Regions from separate parts of the Mus musculus genome. Here region 2 is linked to region 1. A link is a loop called in an ENCODE intact Hi-C map of the cell type or tissue named here. Cell type or tissue: heart. All regions are shown on one strand.

Region 1 (8,000 bases):
ACTTAAATGCACTCCCAATGGTCCTGTCCATGTTGCAGGCTTTGTCTCCTCCCACACAGCACTCTCAAAAATTGTTAGAAACCAGTGGCAGCTCTTACCAGGTTGAACCATGTGGGAGGTCCTCACTCCATTGGGGAGTTCCCTGAAGGAAAACTGGAGATTCCAGCTGCTCCTTCTGCTGCTGCTCCTTTCATTACTGATGGTGACAGGGCAGTCTTGCTCTACCATGAGATGCTGACACAATGCTGCCCTTTCTCACAAGCCCTAAAGTTACAGGGCCATCGATCAGGGATTGAAATACCCAAAACTGAAGAAATCAACCTTGCCTTCTGGGGTGGTTTGAATATTCTTGGCCCAGAGAGTGGCACTATTAGGAGGTGTGACCTTGTTGGACTAGGTAGAGCCTTGTTGCAGGAAGTGTGTCATTGTGGGCACGGGCTTTAGGATCCTCATCCTAACTGCTTGGAAGTTAGTCTTCTAGATGCCTTTAGAACAAGAGTTAGAACTCTCAGCTCCTCCAACACTGTGCCTGCCTGGATGCTGCTATGTTCTCACCATGATAATAATGGACTGAACCTCTGAACCCGTAAGCCAGCCATAATTAAATGTTGTCCTTTATAAGAGTTGCCTTGGTCACGGTGCCTCTTCACAGCAGTAAAACCCTAACTGAGACACCTCCTTGTAAGTTAGTTGTCCTGTGGTCTCTGCCAGTGGGAAGCTGACTCACGCCCAGAGTATCTCTTGTCTGTTATCCTTACCTGGACTTCTCTCCATCGACTACGCTGTTTCTTCTACTTCGAATGTGCTCTCCTTTGCTCATGGAAAGCCCGTCTGCCCATTTTCTGAAGTCAAGATGCAATTCCCCTCCTCGAGGAATCTGCTGTGGCTCTTCCAATGAACCCTGGTTCTCTAGTCCTTTGTAGTTATCTGGTATTTAGCCTCTATGATCTACACAATAGAGTACTTAGAGGGGTGTTTTTGATTTACTATGAGGACAAAGTCAGATAAACCCCTCTTAAACTGAAAATATAGGTTACGTCAAAAGACACATTAAGGTTAACTAATCTAGGACACCCCCAATAACTCAGCCTAGCTGAGCCTTGTAGAGTTATCCGTGGTTGCCTCTTGAGATCTCATGGCTTCTTTGGAGCTGTGGCTCAGTGCTGTCACACATTCTGCTGAGAAAATGACTCCTCATATCACCATCCTGGGAAAATATTTTTTAAGAAAAAAAAGAGTTCAAAGTTCAGTTTCCATTGAATTCATATTACTTTTGCACCCTCATAAAGCTGAGAAAAAAAAATCCCAAACCAGGAACTGTATGAGTCACTCTCAGTATCAGACAGAACATGGTGTAACAAAACATTGTGCAGCTTAATTGAAGGATTCGCCGCAGAAGATAGGGTTGGACAAACTGATAAAGAGAAATCAAGAGCCCTGAAGATGGTGATAGCAGGAAATCCTTGCTACCACTGGGCTTCAGGGGACAGGAGGATGGGATGGATTCCAAAACTCTGAGGGAAAATGGACATCTATGGAAGAGGCCTGTCCAACAGGAGCTGATATCTTCAGTCACAGGCACATCCAGGCTGGGATGTAGCTTAGTGGTAACACTCTAGCTGGACCTATATGAGGCCTTGGGTTCCATGCCTAGCATGTGGAAGAAATCTCATGGAAGATGACTACTAACTTGTGGTGGAATGTCTTAGGAAGAGCCAGCGATAGAGGCTGACTTCATTGTCCTCGGGCCTTTCGATCTCTGCCTAGTAGTGTTTGCTTATCCAATCTACTGGTAACCAGTGGGCAAGAGAACAGTTGCTGCTGTCTCAGGCTCCTGCAGTAGGGAGTGGGTGGAAGAGTAGAGAGTGGGTTTGAGAGACAGGGAATGTCTTTAGTTTGTAATCCATGTGTTTGTTAAAGGTGACTTTTCTTGTCTGTTTTAGGCGCTCCTTGAAAACTTAGACCATGTCTCACATTTACATGGTTTCTAATATCTCATAGTGTTTATTTAGTTCAATGAGAATTGAAATGTACACGCACGTGTGCATTTGTGTATGTGTTAGAGAGACAGAGAGTCAGAGAGGGACAGAGACAGAGGAGAGTCAGAGAGAGAGAGAGAGAGAGAGAGACACAGAGAGAGACAGAGACAGAGACAGAGAGAGACAGAGACAGAGAGACAGAGAGAGACAGAGAGCTGTGATCTTCCATCTTCCAAACCCTGGGTTTGAAAGACAGAACAGGGAGAGGGAACAGACACTACCTTCAGGACATGACATAGCCATTGCACACAAGAACTCACAGGAGCCATGTCACCATTGCAAGATGAAACCAAACAGTCAGCAACCTGACAGAGCTAGTTAGACCCAGTGGGCTCTAGAAAACCAAAGCACAATGAAAAGGTCAAGAAGGAGGGGGAGGAGGGGGGAGGGGGGAGGGGAAGGGGAGAAAGATGTTGGCAGTTGCTGGAGGCTGGGGGTGGGGTCATGAGAGAGAGTTGGGATAGGGTGTGGGAGAGGGGAGTGGGCAGAGAGAGTTGGGGGTAGATATGATCAATATATAGTTTGCATTATGAAATTGTCATAGAGTAAAAGGTATTTTATCTAAAGTTCACTAAATGAGACACATACCCTTTTCTTTAATTAAAGCAAATAATTTTCTTTGTAAAAAAAGTGTTCATTTTCCCTTATTTTTATTCTATTAATATTATTAATTTGGAAACAGAGCTAGAATGTACCTGTACTATTAGTATTCTTATTTATGATTTTTCTTATTATTTATTTAATTTTGAAGCAATGGTATTTGAAATAAGTTGATACTGGAATTGATATTTAAGAACAGTATTCTTTTCAAACATCAGTCGTATGGAGTATTCAAAAAATAAGATGGGAAGGAGATAATTGTTTAGAAAGAGTAAGGGGGAAAACTGCCTGAATTTTCTTGAAAGCGCACAGGCTGCGAGCATAGCAATAGCGAGACCACTCCGAGGATCTCAGATACATTGTAGCCATGTAGCTGCTCCTTAGTATCCCCTTTCTGTTGGTTAATTCTGAATGCTACTCCAGCCTTCCCGAGTGAGTTTGCAGGCGATAAGCGCAGGGAGGGATTTCTTGCTAGGGGCAATTTAGGTCATGGCATGAGCCGATTATTAATATTGTACCGTGGCCCTATTTTCTTGTAAAAGGACCCCCAAACGGAAGGAAATTAGTCTGTCTCTGTCTCTCTGTGTGTCTCTGCCTGTCTGCTTGCCTCTCTCCTCTCTGTCTGTCTCTGTCTCTCATTCTCTTCGAGGGTGGAGTGTGCCCTCCTCTTATTACTCTGTAGGCGCCCTAGAGGGTCACACTGTAATGTGGGCCGGTCCCTTTGGCATTTGGATAAAGCTGAGGTGATCTTTGTAGGAGGTTGCTATGACAATTTGCAAACAGCAGAGCCCACAGAACAGCAGGAGGTAGCTCCCTCTGGACTGAAGTCTGCTCTAGCTGGGGCCAGCACTCTCGGGGACCTGGGGACAGACACAATGAACAGGACAGTAAAAAATGGACCCGGGACTCCAGGAGCACTTCAGAAATTAGGCACCTCCCAGGAAGGAAGTGCATGCCTGGATGCGGTCCAACTTTCTTCCCTATCTGCTGGGATTTTTTGAAGCTTTCCCTCCACACCTGGCTGTCCAAGTGGACAAAGGTGCACAAGTGTGCCACGCGCGACAAAGCATAAGGTGTGCGACGACAGAGAAGAAAATTTTTGTTCTTTCTGGGAAACAGAGGCTATAGACCACAAATGAAAAGGGCGGGGAAATTCTCCACGTGTCTGGGAAGGGAAAGGGAAAAGGAATCTTTTCCTCCGAGGATGTGAGGAATCAGAGGTGTCGCACCAGTGCAGCAGAGAGCTGAAAGGAAGGTGTGTCTGTCTCAGTGGCCGCGCCGCGCCGGGGAAAGGCTTGGAGTTGTAAGGAAATGGGAGGTGTCTCTGATGTTTATTTTTGCCTAGCAACCCACAGCCAACTGCTACCTCAGCTGCGGTCCACAGGCGCCTGTCTGCCTCCCCTTGTCCTAGCGACTGGAGGGCAGCGGTCACTCGGTGTCAGTGAATCAGGGAGGGCGTGCGTGGCTGAAATGAAGGTGGAAGGGCAGCCCCTTCCTTCGTCCATGCTTGGGTCACCAGGCTCAGCCGCAGTCCCTCCTCGGAGCCTGACTTTCCGAGGTGACCCTCATACAACTAAGTTCTCTCCATGATAAACTGGGGAGAGGGGCTGGCTGGGCCACTGGGACAGGGACAGGGACTAGGGTCGGGGCCAGGGGTGGGGGGCCGCAGTATTGTCTGGGAGCAGCCATTAGGAGCGGTGTTTAGGGGCGTGATGGAAGAGGGAGTGGTCTCTGCAGCAATTTCGGGAGGAGGCCGGCCGCGGTAGGTTGCGCGGTAGTGCCGGGAGGGGCGTCGCAGGGGCGAGGGGGACCCGGGTAGAGGGCAGATGGCCGTAGGGGAGGCACAGGGCGAGCCGGAGTCGCAGTTTTCCTGGGAGCGGAGGGCGGCTCTGCGGAAGATCGGAGGGGGTGGGACTCCCGGGGTGGCGGGTGGGGGTGGGGTGGCCGCCAGCCTGTGTGGCTGGGGCCGGGGGTGGGGGGTGGGGGGAGTCCGGGGCGGGGCCTCGGCGGGGGCGGGGCTGGCCTTCTCGGGCGCGAGCCGCGGGGGCGAGCGTGTGTGCGAGTGTGCGCGGACGCGCGCGGGCCCGGGAGGAGGCTCCCGAGCGAGTGGGTCCCGGCGGCCGCAACCCGCTCCCCGCGGCCCCGATGTGAGGGAGTCGGGGAGGCCAGCGGTGCGGCAGGGGAGGGCGAGGCATGTGCACGGGCCGGGGGGTACAGCAGCCGCCCGAGGACGAGGGGGACGGCGGCGGCGAGGAGGAGAGCGGGGGGCTCGCGGCGGCGGGTCCGGGCCGAGGGGATGCAGCGGACTGCGTGTGTCTGGCTGTAGCGGGAGCGAGGCGGCGACGAGGCGCGGGTGACCCGCGTGAGGGGCGACCAGGAGGCGGCGGCGGCGGCGGCGAGGAGTAGCGGCGGGACCGGCGGCGAGGGCAGCACTGCCATGCACGTTCCTCTCCCGCGGCCATGTTAACCAGGAAACCTTCGGCCGCCGCTCCCGCCGCCTACCCGACCGGTAAGGGCCCCGGGACCCTGTCGGCGGCGTGGGGCGCGGGCTGCGCGCGTTGGTGCCCCGGGATCCCCGAACCCGGCGGGTCGAGCGAGGGCCATCCGGAGCGCGACCCCGCCGCTGCGCCTTCTCGGTGGCCCGCCCTCCCCTCCCCCGGCCCGGCGACGTGGGCTCCGGAGCTCCGGCCCAGCACTGCTCCCCGCCGGGTCGCGAACTTAACTTTGCAGCTGGCGGGTGCGCGCTGGGGAGTCGCGTCCCGACCCCCCTTGTTTCCCGCACGCCGCCGGCTTTTCCCGGGCCGGGTGTCTCCTTCCATCTTCTCCCTAGAAGAGGGGGTTCGCTGCCCACCGGGGCGGGGGCGGGGGGTCTGGGTGGCTCTCTTCCCCCACCCTGACCCTCTTTTGTCTCCTCCCGCGCGTGGCTCCCAGGCCGAGGAGGGGACACCGCCGTTCGCCAGCTTCAGGCTTCCCCGGGGATCGGCGCGGGGGCTCCCCGAAGCGGAGTGGGGACCGGCCCGCCCTCCCCCATCGCCCTGCCGCCTCTCCGGGCCAGCAACGCTACCACTACAGCCCACACGGTGAGACCTGGCTTCGGGTGGGCGCCAGGCAGACCCCTGGCTTGTTGGGTTCCGACTGTGGGAAGAGAGGGCCGAATCTCCACGCCCCTAGCAGGGGCCTGTCCTCGACGCCGCCCTCTGCAACTTGGGCGAGCCCCGAGCTGCTGCCACAAAGGAGATTCGTGGCGTGGGCCCCTTGCTTCCCTCTGGTGCTCGCCCACCCCAGGCTCCTTTTCCTGGGAACTTCCTCCTTGCGCCCCCTCCCCCTTTTTTCATCTCTGCTTCTCAGAGCTCCCTTCCCCCCCGACCCGGTAAACATCTACTCCCAACCCCAGGGGTAGTGGATATTTATAGAAACGTATGTGTTAGGGGACAGCTAGCCTACCCTGCCCGGAAAATCGATCCCCCAAAGAGCCTCCGAGGCCTGGCTCCAGCCAGCAGGGAGCACCCGCCAATTGTCCCCCGCGTGTGTAAGCATGTTTTATGAGAGCTACAGGTTTGAGCACAGCAGAAATTGTAATTAACATTAACAAAAATAAGAGCTACAGCAGTAGTCAAAACAAAACAACCCCCCCCCCCCCGCAGGATTCTCAACGTGGATATTGCTCAAAAGGAAAGACTGGGCTTTGCTTTGTAGGTGGCAAAGGAAGGGCACCTGACAAGGGCTGTCCCTTGAGTCCCTGGGGAGGAGAGCGGAGCCTGGGACTGGTAGCTGTAGAGACTGGCAAGCTGGATGTGACTTCAGAATGTACCTTTCCTCGGCTCCCAGCGATGGCCTTTGGATGGTGACCTGGAGCCTAGAGGAGGTGTGCGCTTGCAGAAGGTGGTGGTTTCAAAGGTCTCTTTCCCAAAGGCTCTCTGGGAGCGTGAGCAACCTAGGATGGTTTCTATGTGAGGTTGCTTGCAGGGCATAGGATTTTGTTACCAAGTGAAAGTTGGTTGAGAGCACCCACCCATGGTTTGTGGCCTGCAGGGAGCATCTCTGGGGGAGGGGGGTGGGGAATCATGTGTGACTGAAACTTGCTTATCACAGGAGATGAGAAGAAGGTGGACTTTAGTTGTTTGTAATGGAGACATATAAGAGAGGTAGATAATCTCATAGACATGTTTTGTTATTCTCTCTGTTTTTCTTGTGGGTCTATCCTAGGGGCTGGACATACACAGAATTAACTCATCTGGGTTGTACTGTTGCTGGGAAAGAGAGCCTGCAGTTAGTAGGGATGTGATTGCCACAAGGGCATCCTACAAAGGAACAGCCATTGGTTTTAGAGGTTTGGATTTTTTGTGGTTTTGGCTGGTTTTGAATCATCTGACAGTTTGGAAAATACAGCGTCCATCCCCCTCCCCCCAGCTCCCCCTCCCCCATGTGTTGGTGTGCTCATGTTACATGGTGTGAACTGGAAAAGAAATAATTCAGTTTGCCTCTGGTTTCCCAGTTTTTGTAAGGATGGCCTTAGCCTGATCAGAACTTCTTTGCGGTTGAAATATGTCATGGAACCGGGTGAAGGAGAAGTTGTCACTAGCAGAATAGCCTGTGTGGCATCAGAGAGGAAAGGCCATGAAGGCGATTTCGGGATAGACGCCTGTGCTTTGTGACCTGTGTGTGACATGGCTGTTTGTAGTTGAAGGGTGAACTTCGGCTACTCTGCATCCTTGGATGCTCCGTTTTGAAAGTGAAGCTTTGTATTTCAAATGTTACTTTCGACTTGGTTTGTGTAACATTGCAGGTTTCCCAGATCAGGCATTAAGGAGCACAGAGTTGATCTGGCTCCTCTGTGTGTTTACCTGAGGAGGCAGACTCCACAGGTTAACTGAGCTGTCAGGAGTCCAGAGGCAACTCTGATGTGTATTGCCGAGTCACACACCCTCCCGAGTCTTCGTTTAATGTACTATTTGGGACTACTAGTTCTGGGAACCAGTATTAGCTTAATTATAAATACTAGAACCTTTACAGATCCAGAGTCCCAATATTCCACATTTTCAAAAGTGTTTATGTGTTTGTTTCTGGAGCAGTTACCCCTGGGAGGAACTGTGGAGGAATGGCAGAGGGAGAAAGAAAGGGCAGGAAGAAAAATGAGCAGAGCAGGGGGGCCCTTTCTCCCTTAAACACATGACAGGATTATGAACTTTGGAATTTCCCATGGTAGTTTGCTTTCTTTTTTTTGTATGACGTTTATTGTATACTAGAGCAATTTAGTTTGGGTCAGCTTGTCCTAAAAGTAAAACCAATAAATATCTCAATTCTCATTGGCTTTAAAAAATAATAATAATATATGGGCGATGATAAAATTTTTGAAAACTT
Region 2 (8,000 bases), 160 kb after region 1:
CGTCTCTCCTGAGCCACTATTTAAAAACCCACAATGATCTATCAACATCTACTGTCTCTCTCTCTCTCTCTCTTTAGTAGGCCATTTCCTAGACCATAGCCAGAGTTAGAACTTTGAAATTTGAGTTTAAAATATTTCAGTGGTTTCCTGATATACTTGGGACAGAAATAAAACTCTTCAGCATGCCGGATCAATCAAAACGCACACTGCAGAAGGTTTCACTGAAATAACTTCCCGAAGCAACTGTTGCCTAGGTGGGAGGAGATGGACGGGTATCAACAAGGTACAGTGGGCCAGCCGCTGGTGGCCAACTGTGAAGTTCCTTTCCCAAGCCCAGGTCAGAGAAGAGGGTGGGAAAGGAGCTGGGGGTGGGAAAAGATCAAAGTCATTGGAACCACTGCCAGGACAACTGTCCGGCAGGAAGACATGCCCGGGTGGCTTTCCTCTCCTACCTTCTAATTGCCTCATGGTTCCTTCTACTGACTAAATGAAGCTAGAAGCCACAGGCAGAAGAGCCAAGTGATAAATCATGGCGTTAGCCTTCGGGAACAAAGGACAGAAAGGGGAACTCCAATCTGTTTCTCTAGTACACAATCACTTCCTCGACCATACATCCCAGGGAAATAACATTATTGTCTAAATCTTCTAGATTCATTTTTTAATACTTCAAATAAACCTTATTAGTGAAAAAATTCTGTAACTCTCACTTCTCCCTCAGCTGCTTATTGAAGAGAGTCACTGAGTTGTTTGGAAGAGATGCTTCAGTATTTATGTATGTGTGGATGTCCACGGACTATATTTATAACTAAGGCAACAGTTTTGATTGGATCAAAGGGTAACTAATTTGGCTACAGTTACAGAATTGGGCTTCCAAATCTGGGTCATGTAGGCTTGGATTTTTTCAAAACCTACTTTAATTGGGGTTCTTTAATGCTTTAACCTCTCTTCTAGACCGCCTGCCAGAGACAGGGAAAAAAGGAAAGTTAATAGGAAATGGGGTCTTTAGACCTGTGTAGAAGTAGTCCTTTGGGGGAGATCCCAGTCTTTCTTGTCAGCATATCAGCAGTTCAGTCCAAAATACCAAACACCAATCAGTAGCAGCCTAATTGCAGTCTAATCGGCAAACACCAAACTCAAATCAGTAACTGCACCTCGATCCAGAAGAAACCACCGAAGTGGTTTCCATCGAATGGGCACGAGTCTGCAGAGATGGCAAGAAGCAGCCAGAATATCAAGAAATTCTTTGGCGAGTTCCTCTCTATGAAGTCACAAGTGAAGATCAGTGACCTGTGCAAGGCGGAGAACCAACCCAAGAGCCTCCTCACTCTGTCTGTGGGGTTATATTTATATTCTTTGTAAACATCATGCATCTCTCACGTGTCTGCTTCTGCAAGACATCACCTGACATACCTGAGTCTCCAAAGAGACTCACTTCATGGTCATTTATAAAACAAACAAACAAAAGAGATGGAATTTTTCCACAGTGACTGGAAAGTACAAGACCAGGAAACCAACAGGTATAACTTCCTGATAATTGTTGTCTTTCTGCTTTCAAAAACAGTGCTTCTTCAGCTCTCAAACATCACCTAAAACTCTCTTGGAGGATTGGCATTACTGTGGGGGGGGCAGTGGAACCTCAAGGTGGTAGAGCTAGGTAGAAGGATGTTGGGCCACCAGGAGTGTGCAGTTCTGGGGTTATTGGTGTCTAGCCTCTTTTCCTCTCTGGCTGTTATGATATGAGCTGTTTTGATCTGTCATGGGCTCTCTGCTATGCTGATCAGCCACCTCACCACAGGCCCACGCAAGGGGACCAAACACAAGGACCAAAGTGTCTATAGCCATGTTCCAAGATAAAGGTTAATTCCTTTAGGCTGGTTATCTTAGGTATCATGGTACAGCCATGCAACGCTGAGCAGGAAGGGCCCTTGTTGCTTGCTCTCTTGATCGAGGAGCAGGGAGTCCCCTTGAGTGGAAGGTACCAGAACTGAGGTAGCTTTCTAAGGGTCTCCTCTCCACCCACAGGAAGAACCTCTGTTACCCAAACATCTTGAGAACTCACCACTTCTCAAGACCATCTTATTTTCCCACAAACACTTAAACTGGAACTTTGGAGGGCCATGCTCAAACAGCAGTAGCCCTGATGCAAATGATTGGCATTCCTCTGTTACCATCCTCAGGATCCCGGAGAACAGGCATTGCTTAAAGCAGAAGGCAGGGATAAGTTTGTGAGAAAAACAAAGCAAGAAAAATGGATGAAAAAAGATCCTCGGGCTGGCCTCACACAGTGTGGCCCGTCAATCACGTAATTATCTAGACATATGCAGCCACCTCTCCTAGCTTCCTGGTGGCTGTTTCCCCTGGTCCTGCCATTCCAAATATAGACTTGTGGAGGTTAGTGCCAGTAGAGCCTTTGCTGTCTGAAAGTCAAGCTTTGTTCTTATTTTTAGAAAACCTTGGGAGGCTTCTTCTACCTTTGCTTTCTGTGTCTCCTGAACTCTCTTGAAATGACACACTTTACAGAAATTGGTCTTACAGGTGTTCCGTGCAGCTGTGGCGGATTCGAGGTGGCGCCGCGGGTTCCTCATGGATGACAGCAGAAGCTGTTAGGACGGAGACGGGGTCTCCGTGACTTCCCCTGCTCACTGACTCTTAGAGGTTCACAGTTTCCAGGATGAAATTGGGCATGCGCCCGGTGTTTACTTTCTACTTTGCTGTCTCAGACTCCTCCCTCTCTCTTGCCCTCCCCCTCGCTCTCGCCCTCCCCCTCCCTCCTCCCCCCTCCCCGCAATAATAAAGTCACCTCGTCTGTGGGTAGATCTGTGGAAAGGAACAACACAGACAGCTGGCGTGACTGTCGCAAGTGTCCAGGGCAAACCTGTGGTTTGGGAGGCATCTGTGTTTTATGTGGGTTGGAAACAGGCTGTTTATTTCCCATCTGTAGAGACGGGCATAGCAACAATGGAAATTTATGCCTCTAGAAAGCCTGGCTACACATTAAGTCACAGGGTGCTGAATGCATCGGGTCGGGGCTGGGGGGGGGGGGGGGGGGAGAGGAGGCAGTAATCGCTGGCCAGGCCACCTCTGCCAGGGCTGCATCTCTTATTTATTTCCAATCTTCCCTCAGAAGGAAGATAAAGCCCCATGTTTCGTACAATTGAACCAGACTAAATAGTTCTGTGTCCAGACTTCACTGTCTTTGATTTTGATATCATGAAAATAAGTTATGCTCAATCCTATGTGCTTGGGTCGACCATTCCATCGATGCCCCATTTCAAATACTTACCTAGCTCTCTGCCCTCACACACATGGTGGTAGGTAGACTTGGATGACTCTGGACTCCATTGTCTAATGGAGAATTAAAAAAAAAAAACGAACAAGGATAATAAATAAGAGGTATGGTACGAAAGAAGTTAGTAGGTGATACAGTGTGTGGGGTGAGCTCTCATTTTCTCGGAAGAGGATATTTCTAGAAAAGAAGTAGCTTTTTATCAGAAGGCTTATACAAAGTACCTGGGCCATAAAAGACAAGGGTGGGGCTTGTTAGACATGGGTACTACAAAAGAAAAAATTGAAGGGAAAGAGGAAAGAGAGAGACAGACAGAAAGAGAAGGAGACGGAGAGAGACAGAGACAGAGAGAGACAGAGAGACAAAGAGACAGAGACAGACAGAGAGACAGAGAGACAGAGAAATAAAGTCAGAGAGAGACAGTGAGAGACAGAGAAAGACACAGAGAGAAGAACCTGAGATCCCAAGGAGTCCAGGTCCCATGGAATCCTGTCCGTAGTGAGTCCTTGGGAAAAAGAGAGGAAGAAAAAAGCTATCTATGTTACTGGGACTACCTAAACTCAGCTTTCCATTTACAAGTGTTCATGGCCCGTGATTTTAACCGTGTAGCTTCTCTGATGCCACTGCACTTTGAACTTCCCTGACATAAAAACAGAGTGTGGTGAGTTGTTCACTATACTTCACCCGCAGGATCCTTTAGTTCGTCACCCACAGGGTGGTTGGACTAAGGCACCTCTGCTGGGGTGTGCTGTGTGTGCAGAGGACTTACAGAAGAGTGGTTGTCAGTCAGGAGAGAGATGAGAGATGGAATGTAAACCCAGCTCCGTGCTAAACACTGATGGGTAAAACTTGTTTAAAATTATTACCTATGGGACTGAATTAGCATTGGGAGCAAGTGACTGGAGAGAGATGGCCCTGAGAGAGAAGGGAGCACCCTCTTTCCTGCCCCCTCTCCCTCTACCCTTCTCTCCCTCCCTCCTCTCCCTCTCTCCTCTCTTCCTCCCCTCTCTTCCTCTCCCTCCCTCCCCCCTCTCTCCCTCCCTTCTCTCTCCCTCCCACTTCTCTCCCCCTTCTCCCTCCCCTTCTCTCCCTCCTCCCTGAAATTAGCTACTTTGTTAACGCTTGTGATCATATCCCAATCACAATCTGGATTTAAGCTGCTCCTTTTAAATTATTGTTTGTCTTTAAGAAAAATTGATTCCTCCTCCTTCTTTTCCTTCTTTTCTTCTTCTTCTTCCTCCTCCTCCTCCTCCTCCTCCTCCTCCTCCTCCTCCTCCTCCATCTTCTTCTTCAGTCCTAGTAGTCTTGAGTAGAGTATTGTAAGGAGAGACCATGGAGTCGACCAGAAAACAAGAGATGAAGTACAAATAGAACCCTTAAGAAGAAATCAGTGGTTCATAGTACCATAATTAACATAAATTAGCTGGACCATGGAACACAGAAAAATCCCCCAAAGACTTCCAGAGTTCACTGCAAGAGGGCCGTCTAGAAGCTAAGATGTTCTAGAAGCGTGCAACCCGGCAGTGGGTTAATGAGATGTAACGTGAGTAGGCAGTATAAAGGTTTCACACAGACCAGACAAGTCTTAACCTTGCTCCATATCCCACGTGAAATAAAATATATGTCACTGGGCCTCTGAAGGAAAGGTATGCTTTGCTCTCTGCTGAGTCGGCAGGAAAGAATGTTCCAGACGGCTTGCCATCTTTCCTCTGCTTCCAAAAAAGATTAAGACTGAAATAAGTCGGGCCAGAAATAAAACCATGCCCTTCCTCCCCTTCTGCCATCAGAGATTAAACAGAGGATGACCAGTCACTGCTGACTGCCATGTTCCTAGGCGAACGGAAAGTACAGAACACTGAAAAGGAGGGCTCTGGGGGCTCCCTTCACAGGACGGTGTCCACACACATAGGTCACCTCTCAGGTGCAGGAAACCACATATTGATTTAGTGTTAAAACACATATTTGTAAGCTACTGAGGAAACCCTTAGGGCCAGCAGATTCTAGAACAGTTCCGTTTAGGCCACACCCTTCAGTAAGAGCTTCCATGTCTTTGAGGGCTCATACTCCTCCCCCCACCACCACCTAAATTTAGTCAATGGGTGGCTGCTCAGTGAGCAGGTTGGAGAAGGGATTTAAGGAACACTTATAAATACTCTTTGTTAAGTTTCTGCCGTCTGTTTCGGAGTCATTCAGAACACCCATGTGGAGAAATGCAAATCTCTCTCAAAAGACTAAGCCTGGAGCCTCTCAGGGAGCCAGGCTTTGTTGTCAAATGGATGTCTGGGCAGTTTATTAAAACTCCTCGAGTTTTCAAGCCAGCCTTGGTTCTGGTTCCTAGATTAACACTGAACAGCGAAGTAGGACTCAGAATCAGTTGTCCAGCGTGCTCCAGCGAGCCCAGACCTTGTGAGTGGGAGTATCTTAGGGACGTTTAGAAATACTCCAGTGCACATGGGAGCAAAGGCAAGCTTCCTGCCGGGGATGTCAGGCTCACGGCTTCGATTGTGCTTCTTCCGTTGTTAGGATAATTACTGTTTATTAAGTCAGTACTCACAGTGAGCCTCTCCTCCCTAAGATCCGGCTTGAAATGAAGGCTCCGTTACCTTCTGATCTGTTACTGATCTGTTCTGATCTGTTACTTTCTGATCTCCTGGGAGGAGCTGAGGGTAGGTCACAAGACCCCCTTTAGAGTTCCGGGCACCTTTTTATGTATATTTTTATGTATAATAAACCGAGCTGGGACGGATGCCTCCCTATAACTTCTGACTATTAAAATGTCCTTCCTGGGAGTCATGCTTTCTTTTAAACTTTACTTTGGGAATCTGAGATTTATGTTCCAATGCCCTGGAAAAAATACAATTTAAAAATAAAGCCTTCGTGCAGAGGGCAAGACTCAGTGCCACAGAAATGCCATCCAAGGGTTGGAAAAGATCCGGCTAAGGCTTTTGCAGCACCATAAAAGACTTGTGAACACTCTGGACAATTTTCTCAATGTAACAGCTTAGACTCATGTAGTTGTAAGTAATGGAAATTTACTCAGGCCCGGTTAGAGAAAACAAAGAGGATAAAGGAAATTAGACTCTCATATGGTTGGTTCCAAAGGCCTAGCTCCAAACCAGCCTATAATGGCGAAGAAGTTCTACAGTCAACATTAGACACTAGGACAGTCAAAGTCAATGGACACTTTTAATCAATGGGCCTTTAATGATGTCCAAGCTCCGAAACTCTGGCCCTTGTATCTGCATTCCATATGTTGGGGTTCTGGAGCCATGTATCTGATGTTTCCACTTTGATCGGCTATCTACTTTTTGATAGTTATTCTAGAAGACAAATCCAGTTCTTAGAACCCTGGGTTCTCTAAGAAACAGGTGCTAAGGCAAGGTTTGACATGTAAGAGGTTTGTTGACTGGGAGAACTACACATGGAGATGTTAAGGACATAGGATGCTTGGGTAAAACCCTGGGAGGGAGCCGAGCAAAGGATGAATGGGCAGAACCTAACACTCCAGCAAAAGCCACATTTTACTGGCAACCGTACAAAAGTGAAGCTGCCACCATGCCTCTGCTGTTGGAAGTCTTTGGCTGCAAGCCAATGGTAGGAAGGGTAGCCTGGTCAATGAATGTTGTGATGGACTCGTGCAGAAACAGCTGGCACCATCATGAATCTCATCCTCACGGCAGCACTGCTGGCCCGAGGTGGCCATGTCTGCCTTAGTCCTTTTCCTCAGTAAGAGGAAAGAGTAGAGAGATCATCTAAAGATATCGCCTCAGCGTTAGCCTTATGGGCTCAACTTGTGAGAACTGTCTATGCGTCTGGGGCTCTATGGGTACCATGACGTAAGCCTGATCATGCCCACGGTTCCCTGCTTCTTAGAATAACCGTTTCACTTCTGTTAGCCTGTTTTGCCACATCTATTTTAAGATCTGGTCAAGCAAAGAGTTGACTCAAGTGTCATCTGTCGTCATCTGTCGTATCACAGGGAAGTCATCCCTTGGATGATGATAATACCCAAAGCAACTGGTCTTTACCCTGGTTTTGTTCCTGTGACTAACTTGTGTGTCAAGCTGGAGCTGTCACAGAGAAAGGAGCCTCCCTTGAGGAAGTGCCTCCATGAGATCCAGCTGTAAGGCACTTTCTCAATTAGTGATCTAGCTGGGAGAGCCCAGTCCATTGTGGGTGGGACCATCTCTGGGCTGGTAGTCTTGGGTTCTATAAGAGAGCAGGCCGAGCAAGCCAGGGGAAACAAGCCAGTAAGGAACATCCCTCCATGGCCTCTGCATCAGCTCCTGCTTCATGACCTGCTTGAGTTCTAGTCCTGACTTCTTTGGTAATGAACAGAAATGTGGAAGTGTAAGCTGAATAAACCCTTTCCTCCCCAATTTACTTCTTGGTCATGATGTTTTGTGCAGGAATAGAAACCCTGACTAAGATATCTGCCTTCTTGTTTCCTAGGAACCCCGTCTGTGGGTTTTCACTTTGGCTGTGCTTGTAACAAGCAATGCATGGCTTTCAGTGCAGAATGGCTAACTGACTACAAGAAAACAAAACAAAACAAACAAACAAAAAACAAAACAAAAGATGGAGGTATGGAGATAAGGAAAGGGGTTGATTGGTCATGTGGTACCCAGGATACCGAGAGAAATCACACTTCCCTCACACATGTACTTCTTTCTGCTTCCTACCCAACAAAGCCTCAGGATTTCTTTCCATCACA

What was found. Hi-C counts contacts between places; a loop is a spot of excess contacts. Peaks named below come from ENCODE experiments on the same cell type or tissue, not always from the same donor. Only the 100,000 strongest peaks of a DNase experiment are listed, where the experiment ranks them.
Region 2: a loop joins it to region 1, with 2.4 times the contacts of the local background. A loop is called at or near these places in 4 of 42 quality-filtered maps.

Annotation. Positions count from the first base shown.
Region 1 is chr10:118,865,869-118,873,868 of GRCm38, reverse strand. Dyrk2 (dual-specificity tyrosine-(Y)-phosphorylation regulated kinase 2) reads left to right here and starts at 4,966. Exons shown (of 3, transcript NM_001014390.2): 1 at 4,966-5,148; 2 at 5,571-5,719. The coding sequence starts at 5,100. Gm40777 (a long non-coding RNA gene) reads right to left here and starts at 2,092. Exons shown (of 3, transcript XR_872090.1): 1 at 759-2,092. In heart, no CTCF peak of the experiment used is centred here; DNase peaks (open chromatin) are centred at 3,968, 4,458, 4,748, 5,348 and 3 weaker places; H3K4me3 peaks cover 4,883 bases; H3K27ac peaks cover 4,345 bases.
Region 2 is chr10:118,709,118-118,717,117 of GRCm38, reverse strand. It overlaps Gm33337 (predicted gene, 33337), which reads left to right and starts at 1,392. Exons shown (of 2, transcript NR_155867.1): 1 at 1,392-1,517; 2 at 2,536-2,637. LOC115485728 (a long non-coding RNA gene) reads left to right here. Exons shown (of 4, transcript XR_003948963.1): 4 at 1-692. In heart, no CTCF peak of the experiment used is centred here; no DNase peak of the experiment used is centred here; H3K27ac peaks cover 1,653 bases.